Regions from separate parts of the Homo sapiens genome. Here region 1 is linked to region 2. Evidence: read pairs that join two places in POLR2A ChIA-PET (ENCODE). Cell type or tissue: Panc1. All regions are shown on one strand. Each heading gives the region's core, and the rest is flanking DNA. Links, peaks and the distances in the headings are about the cores only. Region 1 overlaps PSMA6 (proteasome 20S subunit alpha 6). Region 2 has its middle 30 kb from the start of NFKBIA.

Region 1 (4,392 bases), core at 328-4,327, 58 kb before region 2:
TTTAGTTTAAGGCCAATACAAATTCAATTCCCAAAGTAGTAGTTTGCAAGTTTTTCAGATAGAACTTTGGTTATTTAGTGGTTATTTAAGTAGAACTTTGAGGAGCAATATGAGTTACTGATATATGTCAGACCCTTATCTAGAGATCTTTGGAAAGCCCAAATTTTGAATACAGCTAATTGACTTGCAGTTGCTGGATGTGTGTGTGTGTGTGTGTGTGTGTGTGTGTGTGTGTTCTTACTCACTAAGTGACTAACTCCCACACATCAGCCTTATAGCTTCCATGATTCAAATCCATACTGAGTGCTTCGTATAATCAGCTCATTTAATCCTCCCAGCAGCCCTGTGAGGCAGTTGATATACCATGGACCAGGATGCTCTTATCTTTAATGAAAATACTGCAGTTAAATCGACAGATACAAGGAACTACTGGGAGGCATTTTAACTATTATGTGTATCTATTCTTAGATCACAACCATAAAGACACATGGTCTTGGTTGTGGTGTGGGGTACGGGAGTGGTAAACTAAGCTTAACTAGACCTTGAAGAGGTTTTTCGTTTGTTCTTTTTTTTCCTAATTTGTTCTTTTGGTTGCCCACAGATAAGTCATATAAACATGACAGATTCAGAAAAATTCATAGGACTTTAAAAAAAAAAAAACAGCTGGGTGCTGTGGCATGCATCTGTAGTCTCAGCTCCTCAGGAGGCTGAGGCAAGAGGATGGCTTGAGCCTTGGAGTTGAAAGCTGTAGTGCGCAATGATAGTGCCTGTGAATAGCCACTGCACTCTAGCCTGGGTAACATAGTGAGACCTCATCTGTTAAAAAAACAACCGACAACACCAAAAGCGAATCTATCCTAGCTTTTCTTCCCGTAGGAAGAAGTCTTGTAACTTGGGTTGGGGTAGGGGTGAGGGGTGGGGGCAGGGATCAAGTTGCTTTTGAAAAAGGTGCCTTTTTTTTTTTTAAGTAAAAATTTCAGCAAGAATAATCTTAAAATCTCTCTAAGGAACCTACAATTAGTTCTTGTTTTCTTTTCTGTTTGGAGACCTTCCTGCCACCTTTAAAATTGTATTTGTTATTTTTTAAATTGGTAAGGAATCAAAAATCTTGTCTTCAAAAAACTTTGTATCATTTATAAATTCTGTGATAGTAAATATATGTAAATAATTACAGTACATAGCATAAGCATCAACAACTATTTAAACTGCTTGATATTGCCTTCAGTTGCACTAAAAAATGTCCTTTTGACAAATTTCACTTTTTAGAAGTCTAGTAGTAATAGGTCACATTAACAAGGTTGCCAAACAATTGCTTCCTTTCGAGGCAAACATCATTTAGAAAATACATGTTCAGGGCCACACATGGTGGCTCACACCTGTAATCCCAGCACTTTGGGAGGCCAAAGTGGACAGATCACTTGAGGTCAGGAGTTTGAGACCAGCCTGGCCAACATGGTGAAACCCCATCTCTACTAAAAATACAAAAATTAGCCAGATGTGGTGGTGGACGCCTGTAATCCCAGCTGCTTGGGAGGCTGAGGCAGGAGAATTGCTTGAGCCTGGGAGGCGGAGGTTGCAGTGAGCCAAGATTGTGCCACTGCACTCCAGCCTGGGCGACAGGGTCAGACTCCATCTCAAAAAAAAAAAAAAAAAAGAGAAAGGAAATATATGTTCAACATGGAGCACTCTCTGGCTGGTAGACTATTCATAGAATTATAACTTTATTTTCATGAACTTCTGAATCTGAACACTTTAATATGCTTAAAATTTCTTCATGAATTTTTATCTTTGAGCTGACATAAATTTCAGTTATACTACATATAAATGTATTTTGACGGCTGGGCAAGGTGGCTCACGCCTGTAATCCCAGCACTTTGGGAGGCTGAGGCAGGCGGGTCACGAGGTCAGGAGTTCCAGACCAGCCTGTCCAATATGGTGAAACCCCATCTCTACTAAAAATAGAAAAATTAGCTGGGCATAGTGGCACATGCCTGTAGTCCCAGCTACTCAGGAGGCTGAGGCAGAAGAATCGTTTGAACCTGGGAGGCAGAGCTTGCAGTGAGCCGAGATCACGCCACTGCACTCCAGCCTGGGTGACAGAGCAAGACTCTGTCTCAAAAAAAATAAAAAATAAATGCATTTTGACATAGAAGCTAAATAGAATACTTTATAGTTTAGCTTTATTTATGTTATTCAATTGAAATATTTTCTATCTTAGCTGCAACTAAAGAATTTTATTTTCAAGATACAATTCTAAATCTGATGTCAAAGTAAACATTTTTGTGTATAGGTGAAGGTGGTATAATATCTGGGAATTCCTTCAAAATAATCTGAGGGAAGATAAGTGTGTGTATAGATTTTTTAAAGATTGGTTTATAAATTGATAATTGTTAAAGTAGGTTGATAGGTATATGGGAGTTTATTATACTATCCCACTTTTACGTGTGTTTGAAAAAATTTTTTTTAAATCGTTGTTTTTTTCCCCCTTTTGCCTTCTAGGATTCTTACAGAAGCAGAGATTGATGCTCACCTTGTTGCTCTAGCAGAGAGAGACTAAACATTGTCGTTAGTTTACCAGATCCGTGATGCCACTTACCTGTGTGTTTGGTAACAACAAACCAACATCATGGAGGTCCCTGGATTGAAAAAGGAGCCTCTCCCACTCCTCCTACCACCGAAGTGGTTAGGACTCTATATAAATAAAAACAAGGCTTTTGGAAAATAATTGCATCCTGTTGTTTTCACCTCCTATTTTAAAATTTATTTTTGACACCTAATGTACATATTTATGGGGTGCAATGTGATGTTTCGATACATGTATACATTATAATGATCAAATTAGGGTGATTAGCATATCCATCACCTGAAACACGGTGTTTTTGTGGTGAGAACATTTAAAATCCTCTCCTCTAGCTATTTTGAGGTACACAATACCTTATTAGTTTTTTGTTTTTTAAAACAAGATCTTGCTCTATTGCCCAAGCTAGAGTGCAGTGCCATGATTATGGCTCACTGCAGCCTTGAACTCCCTTGTTAAGTAATCCTCTCACCTCAGCCTCCTTAGTAGCTGGTACTACAGGTGTACACCATTGTACCCAGCTAATTTTATTATTTTTTTGTAGAGTTGGGGTCTTACTATGTTGCGTGGGCTGGTCTCAGACTCCTGGCTAGCATTAAGCGATCCTTCTGCCTCAGTCTCCCAACATGCTGGGGTTACAGGCATGAGCCACAGTGCCTGGGTCCACAGTACCTTACTGTTGACTGTAGTCACTCTGCTGTGCAATAGGATACCAAATCTTACTCCTTTTTTCTCTTTTTTGAGACAGGTACTTGATCTCACCCAGGCTGGAGTGCAGTGGCAGGCGTGCTCATAGCTCACTGCAACCTTAAATACCTGGGGTTAAGCAGTCCTCCCACCTTAGCCTCCCAAGTAGCTAAGACTACAGACATGCATCACCAGGCCTGGCTAATTTTTTATCTTTTAAAATATTGACATAGGGGTCTCCCTATGTCACCCAGGCTAGTCTTAAACTCCTGGCCTCGAACAGTCCTATCTCAGGCTCCCAAAGTGCTGGGATTACAGGTGTAAGTCACTGCACTGGGCCCCTCCTGTCTAATTGTAACTTTTTAGCTGTTCACCACCTTCTCCCCATCCCTCCCACTACCACCTCCAGTCCCTGGTAACCACTGTTCTATGTACTATTCACTACTTATAGATCAACGTTTTTAGACTTGGCATGTAAGTGAAAATGTGGCATTTGTCTTTCTGTATCTGGCTTATTTTCACTTAATGTATTGTCCTCTAGGTTCATTCATGTTATAAATAACAGGATTTCATTCTTTTTAATAGCTGAATAGTGTTCCTTTGTGTATATATATCACATTTTCTTTATCCATTCATTCACTTTGAACACTTAAGTCAGTTATATCTTGGCTATTGTGTATAGTCCTGCAATAAACATGGGATTGCAGATACCTCTTCAACATACGGATTTCACTTCCTTTGAATACATACCAAGGAGTGCAGTTGTTGGGTCATAGAGTAATTCTGTTTAATTTTTTTAGGAACGTTCATACTGTTTTCCATAATGGCTGTACTCATGTACATTTCCCTTAATTGTAAGGGTTCCCTTTTCTCTGCATCCTCAACACTTCTTATGTTTTGTCTTTTTGATAATAGTTATTCTAACTAGTGAGGTGATGTCTCATTGTGGTTTGCCTCCAATTTTAAGTATTAAGCCTTTGGTATATGCAGACAAATATTCACCATCTTCACATTGTAGCTTTAGTCATTTTGTTGACACTGGTACAAGTTTACTTGGCTTAAGACATTTCATAGCCAGCACCAGGCGTGCTGGCTCACACCTGTAACCCCAACACTTCGGGAGGCTT
Region 2 (4,392 bases), core at 261-4,260:
TGCCAGTGGGCAAGAGGAGACCATAAGGAATGCGTCCAGCTGGACCCTGGGCCCACCCCTGTTGCTGCCTGCTGGAGGGTGGGTCATGGAATTCTCACCAGGAGCTTGGTTGTTCAGACTGCACAACAATGAGGCTGGGCCAGGACACGGTGGCTCACACCTGTAATCCCAGCACTTTGGGAGGCAAAGGCAGGAGGATTGCTTGAGCCAAGGAGTTCTAGACCAGCCTGGGCAACATAGTGGGACCCTGTGTCTACAATGCCAGGTGTGGTGGCATGCACCTGTAGTCCCAGCTACTCAGGAGGCTGAGATAGGATAATTGCTTGAGCCTGCAAGGTTGAGGCTGCCACAGTGAGACATGATTGCACCACTGCACTCCAGCCTGGGAGATGGCGTGTGACCCTGTCTCAAACAAAACAAAAACAATGAGGCTGGAAGGCAAGCCAAGGTGCAGGACTAGCAAGCCAGAAACAGTAGTAACTAGTGCCTTCCCCTCATCAGGATATCAGAGGCCTGGGGCACTGAGCAGTCAGAACTAAAAGTTCCCATTGAGACAAAGTGGACTTTTGAAGCAGACCATTTGGGCAGAAAGTCAACACTGTGTATGCAGCTGGCCCCTCTTTTCCCAGGGAAGGGTCCTGGCCAGCAGTCTTTCCTGCGTCTATGAATGGAGCCTTTAGCAAATAGAAAGGGCAGGTTCTGGACCAGGTGTGGTGGCTCATGCCTGTAATCCCAGAATTTTGGGAGGCACAGGCAGGAGGATTGCTTGAGCCCAAGAGTTCAAGACCAGCCTGGGCAACATAGTGTAGACCTCATATCTAAAAAAAAAAAAAAAGAAAAAGAAGAAAAAAGAAAGAGAAAGAGAGAAAGAGAAAGAAAAAGAAAGAAAGGAAGGAAGGAAGAAAGAAAGAAAGAGAAAGAAAGAAAGAAAGAGAAAGAAAAGAAAAGAAAAGAAAAGAAAAGGGAGGGAGGGAGAGAGGCCAGGCGCGGTGACTCATGTCTGTAATCCTAGCACTTTGGGAGGCTGAGGCAGGCAGATCACGAGGTGGGTGGATCACGAGGTCAGGAGTTCGAGACCAGCCTGACCAACATGGTGAAACTCCGGCTCTACCAAAATTACAAAAATTAGCCAGGCGTGGTGGTGTGCGCCTGTAATCCCAGCTACTCAGGAGGCTGAGGCAGGAGAATCGCTTGAACCCGGAAGGCGGAGGTTGCAGTGAGCAGAGATTGTGCCATTGCACTCCAGCCTGGGTGACAGAGTGAGACTCTGTCTCAAAAAAAAAAAAAGAAAAAAGAAAGAGATAGAGGACAGGCGCGGTGGCTCACGCCTATAATCCCAGCACTTTGGGAAGCTGAGGCAGGTGGATCACCTGAGACCAGGAGTTCGAGACCAGCCTGGCCAATACGGTGAAACCCCATTTCTACTAAAAATACAAAAATTAGCCGGGCGTGATGGCACGTGCCTGTGATCCCAGCTACTCAGGAGGCTGAGGCAGGAGAATTGCTTGAACCTGGGAGGTGTAGGTTGCAGTGAGCTGAGATCGTGCCACTGCACTCCAGCCTGGGCAACAAGAGTGAAACTCCGTCTCAAGAAAAAAAAAAAAAAAGAGAGAGAGAGAGAAAGAGACAGGTTCTGTTTCAAAGCCCCCTGTGCTGCACCTGAAGGAGTCCCAGCTGTTAACACCTATGTCTCCCTACCTTCTGTGATATTGACTAGGCTACCATTTTTTTTTTTTTTTTGAGACAGGGTCTCGCTCTGTCACCCAGGCTGGAGTGCGGTGGCACAATCTCAGCTCACTGCAGCCTCTATCTCCCAGGTTCAAGCAATTCTCCTGCATCAGCCTCCCAAGTAGCTGGGACTACAGTCATGTACCACCACACCCAGCTAATTCTTTTAATTCTTTTGTATTTTTTGTAGAGATGGGGTTTCACCATGTGACCCAGGCTGGTTTCGAACACTTGAGCTCAAGTGATCCTCCCTCCTTGGCCTCCCGAAGTGCTAGGATTACAGGCATGAGCCAACACACCCGGCCTGCACTCATTTCTTAATCAAGGAAAAATGAATATAAAAGGAGGCTTGGGAAATCTAGGAAGCTCATTACAGGAATTCCTCATAGAGGTGACTCAGCACTTCATTTCACAAGGAGGACCAGAAGTGTCGCAAACACAGTGTTCTTCCCTTTAAAGAGTCAGATCGAACCAAGATCTCCCTGCGTAACTCTCTCTGCAGGAGACCCGGGCTCAGTTACAAAAGACTCTGGGTTGGCAGAAACAGTGCTCCCACTTTTTCAGAAGTGATTGGGTCTGGAATGGCTGAATTACATGATGTGCTTCTGCGAGAGGATGGCAGACTAGCTGGGGCCAGGTAGCCAGGGCTACCTGAAACACCAGGAAATAACTATTAGTTCATCTCATGAACCAGACACAATAGTGCTAACAGAAAATTTGCCTCTAAATAGGTCATAAAATCCCAGCCAAACTTTCGCACACAGCATGATCAATGGCATCCTAGTTTTTTATTAATATTCATTATTAATTTAATATTGATATTATTAATATTCATTTGAGCTTATAAATGTATATAAAATGTATATGAACACTATAGTCAAGAAATTGAAAGGATGGAATGTCTTTATAGTAGCTTGTTTTGCCAAATTACCTAAGGGTTTTTTTGTTTGTTTGTTTGTTTGTTTTTGAGGCGGAGTCTTGCTCTCTCGCCAGGCTGGAGGGCAGTGGCACAATCCTGGCTCACTGCAACCTCTGCCTCCCGGGTTCAAGCGATTCTCTTGCCTCAGCCTCCCAAGTAGCTGGGACTACAGGTGCACGCCACCATGCCCAGCTAATTTTTGTATTTTTAGTAGAGCTGGAGTTTCACCATGTTGGCCAGGCTGGTCTCGAACTCTTGACCTCGTGATCTGCCCGCCTCGGCATCCCAATGTGCTGGGATTACAGGTGTGAGCCACTACACCTGGCCAAGTTTTTTTTTTTTTTTTTAAAGTACTTTCCAGGCCGGGTGAGGTGGCTCACACCTGTAATCCCAGCACTTTGAGAGGCCAAGGCAGGTGGATCATGTGAGGTCAGGAATTCGAGACCAGTCTGGCCAACATGGTGAAACCCCATCTCTATTAAAAATGCAAAAATTAGCTGGGCATGGTAGCACATGCCTGTAATCCCAGCTACTCAGGAGGCTGAGGCAGGAGAATCACTTGAACCTGGAAGGCAGAGGTTGCACTGAGTGGAGATCATGTCATTGCACTCCAGCCTGGGGAACAAAGAGCAACACTTCATCTCAAAAAAAAAAAAAAAAAAAAGGTACTTTCCCAGATGTCATGCCTTCCTTACCAATGCTGTAATTTTCCTAATTTCACGCACAGCTCACATATGGTATATTTCAGCCAGCGAGAGCTCAACTAACTGCAGAACATCCAGCACTGCATGTCATATCGTGTCACCCACTTGCTGAGGGCAAGCCCAGCATGGTTTGGTCTGAAGCTGACTTGAAGAGCTGAGAGTTCAAGACTTGTCACTGGGTCCCAAAAAGGCCCTGTGAGCCTGGAGGCAGAGCCCAGTCCTGTCTCAACCACCAGGCTCAGGACTGGGGGCTTTCCCGAGGATAGAGTCACACGCGCGCGCACACACACACACACACACACACACACACATTCATTCTGTTCGATGGTGGAGCTCCTTCCTTATGGAGAGACACTTTTCAATAAAAAGAACATATAGGTTGCTTCTCCTGCAAGCTGCACTGGCCTTCCGCTAGCCCCAGAACCTCTCCTATCCAGGCAGTCCCTCTCTGGGCTGGGAGTCACCAGCACTGTTCTTAAGAGCTCCCTGGCATTACTTTTCCCAATGACTGGAAGTTCTTGATAGCAGGAGCTATGACTGGCTTTTTGAAGTTTCTTACAGCACTTTTAAAGAAATATATACTTTAAAAAGTAACCCAATGAGCAGCAGGCACTTTATTTAATTTTAAAGTAGCTTCTAATCCTGGTTTGTGGTATAGGCATGCATTTTACAAAGTCTCGATTACGATGAACATCTTCCTTTGTATTTTAATTTCTGCCTTAGCATCCTACTGCGTCCACATTCCCATGTGTTTCAGTTACCTATTGCTGTGTAATAAACCAGCCAAAAACTCAGTGGCTTAAAACAACCTTGATTGTTTCTCATGATCCTGTGCGTTGGCAGGGAGGTTCTTTGGCTTCACGAGTATTGCTCATGTGCCTGCACTGAGCTGGGAGCTCTGTCCTTCTTCCTGTGCTGGCTAGCCAGGACTTCCTTACTGCATGGCAACCAGGCTTGGAGGGAGTGATCTGAGAGAACAGACATAAGGTGCAAGCGCTTATCAAGGCTCATCTTGTGTCATGCCTCCGAAGAGTCCCATTG

Evidence for each region. ChIA-PET counts read pairs that join two places held together with the same protein. Peaks named below come from ENCODE experiments on the same cell type or tissue, not always from the same donor. Only the 100,000 strongest peaks of a DNase experiment are listed, where the experiment ranks them.
Region 1: POLR2A ChIA-PET joins it to region 2 with 10 read pairs; 14 of 35 experiments call an interaction of 5 or more read pairs at or near these places.

The regions. Positions count from the first base shown.
Region 1 is chr14:35,314,750-35,319,141 of GRCh38, forward strand. It overlaps PSMA6 (proteasome 20S subunit alpha 6), which reads left to right. Exons shown (of 7, transcript NM_002791.3): 7 at 2,500-2,744. The coding sequence ends at 2,557. PRORP-PSMA6 (PRORP-PSMA6 readthrough) reads left to right here. Exons shown (of 15, transcript NR_182666.1): 15 at 2,500-2,722. Among named protein-coding and RNA genes, the nearest start is that of PSMA6, 25 kb to the left of the region's middle. In Panc1, for the core only: no CTCF peak of the experiment used is centred there; no DNase peak of the experiment used is centred there.
Region 2 is chr14:35,372,396-35,376,787 of GRCh38, forward strand. No RefSeq gene overlaps it. Among named protein-coding and RNA genes, the nearest start is that of NFKBIA, 30 kb to the right of the region's middle. RefSeq lists an enhancer at 4,188-4,392. In Panc1, for the core only: no CTCF peak of the experiment used is centred there; a DNase peak (open chromatin) is centred at 2,096; H3K27ac peaks cover 2,417 bases.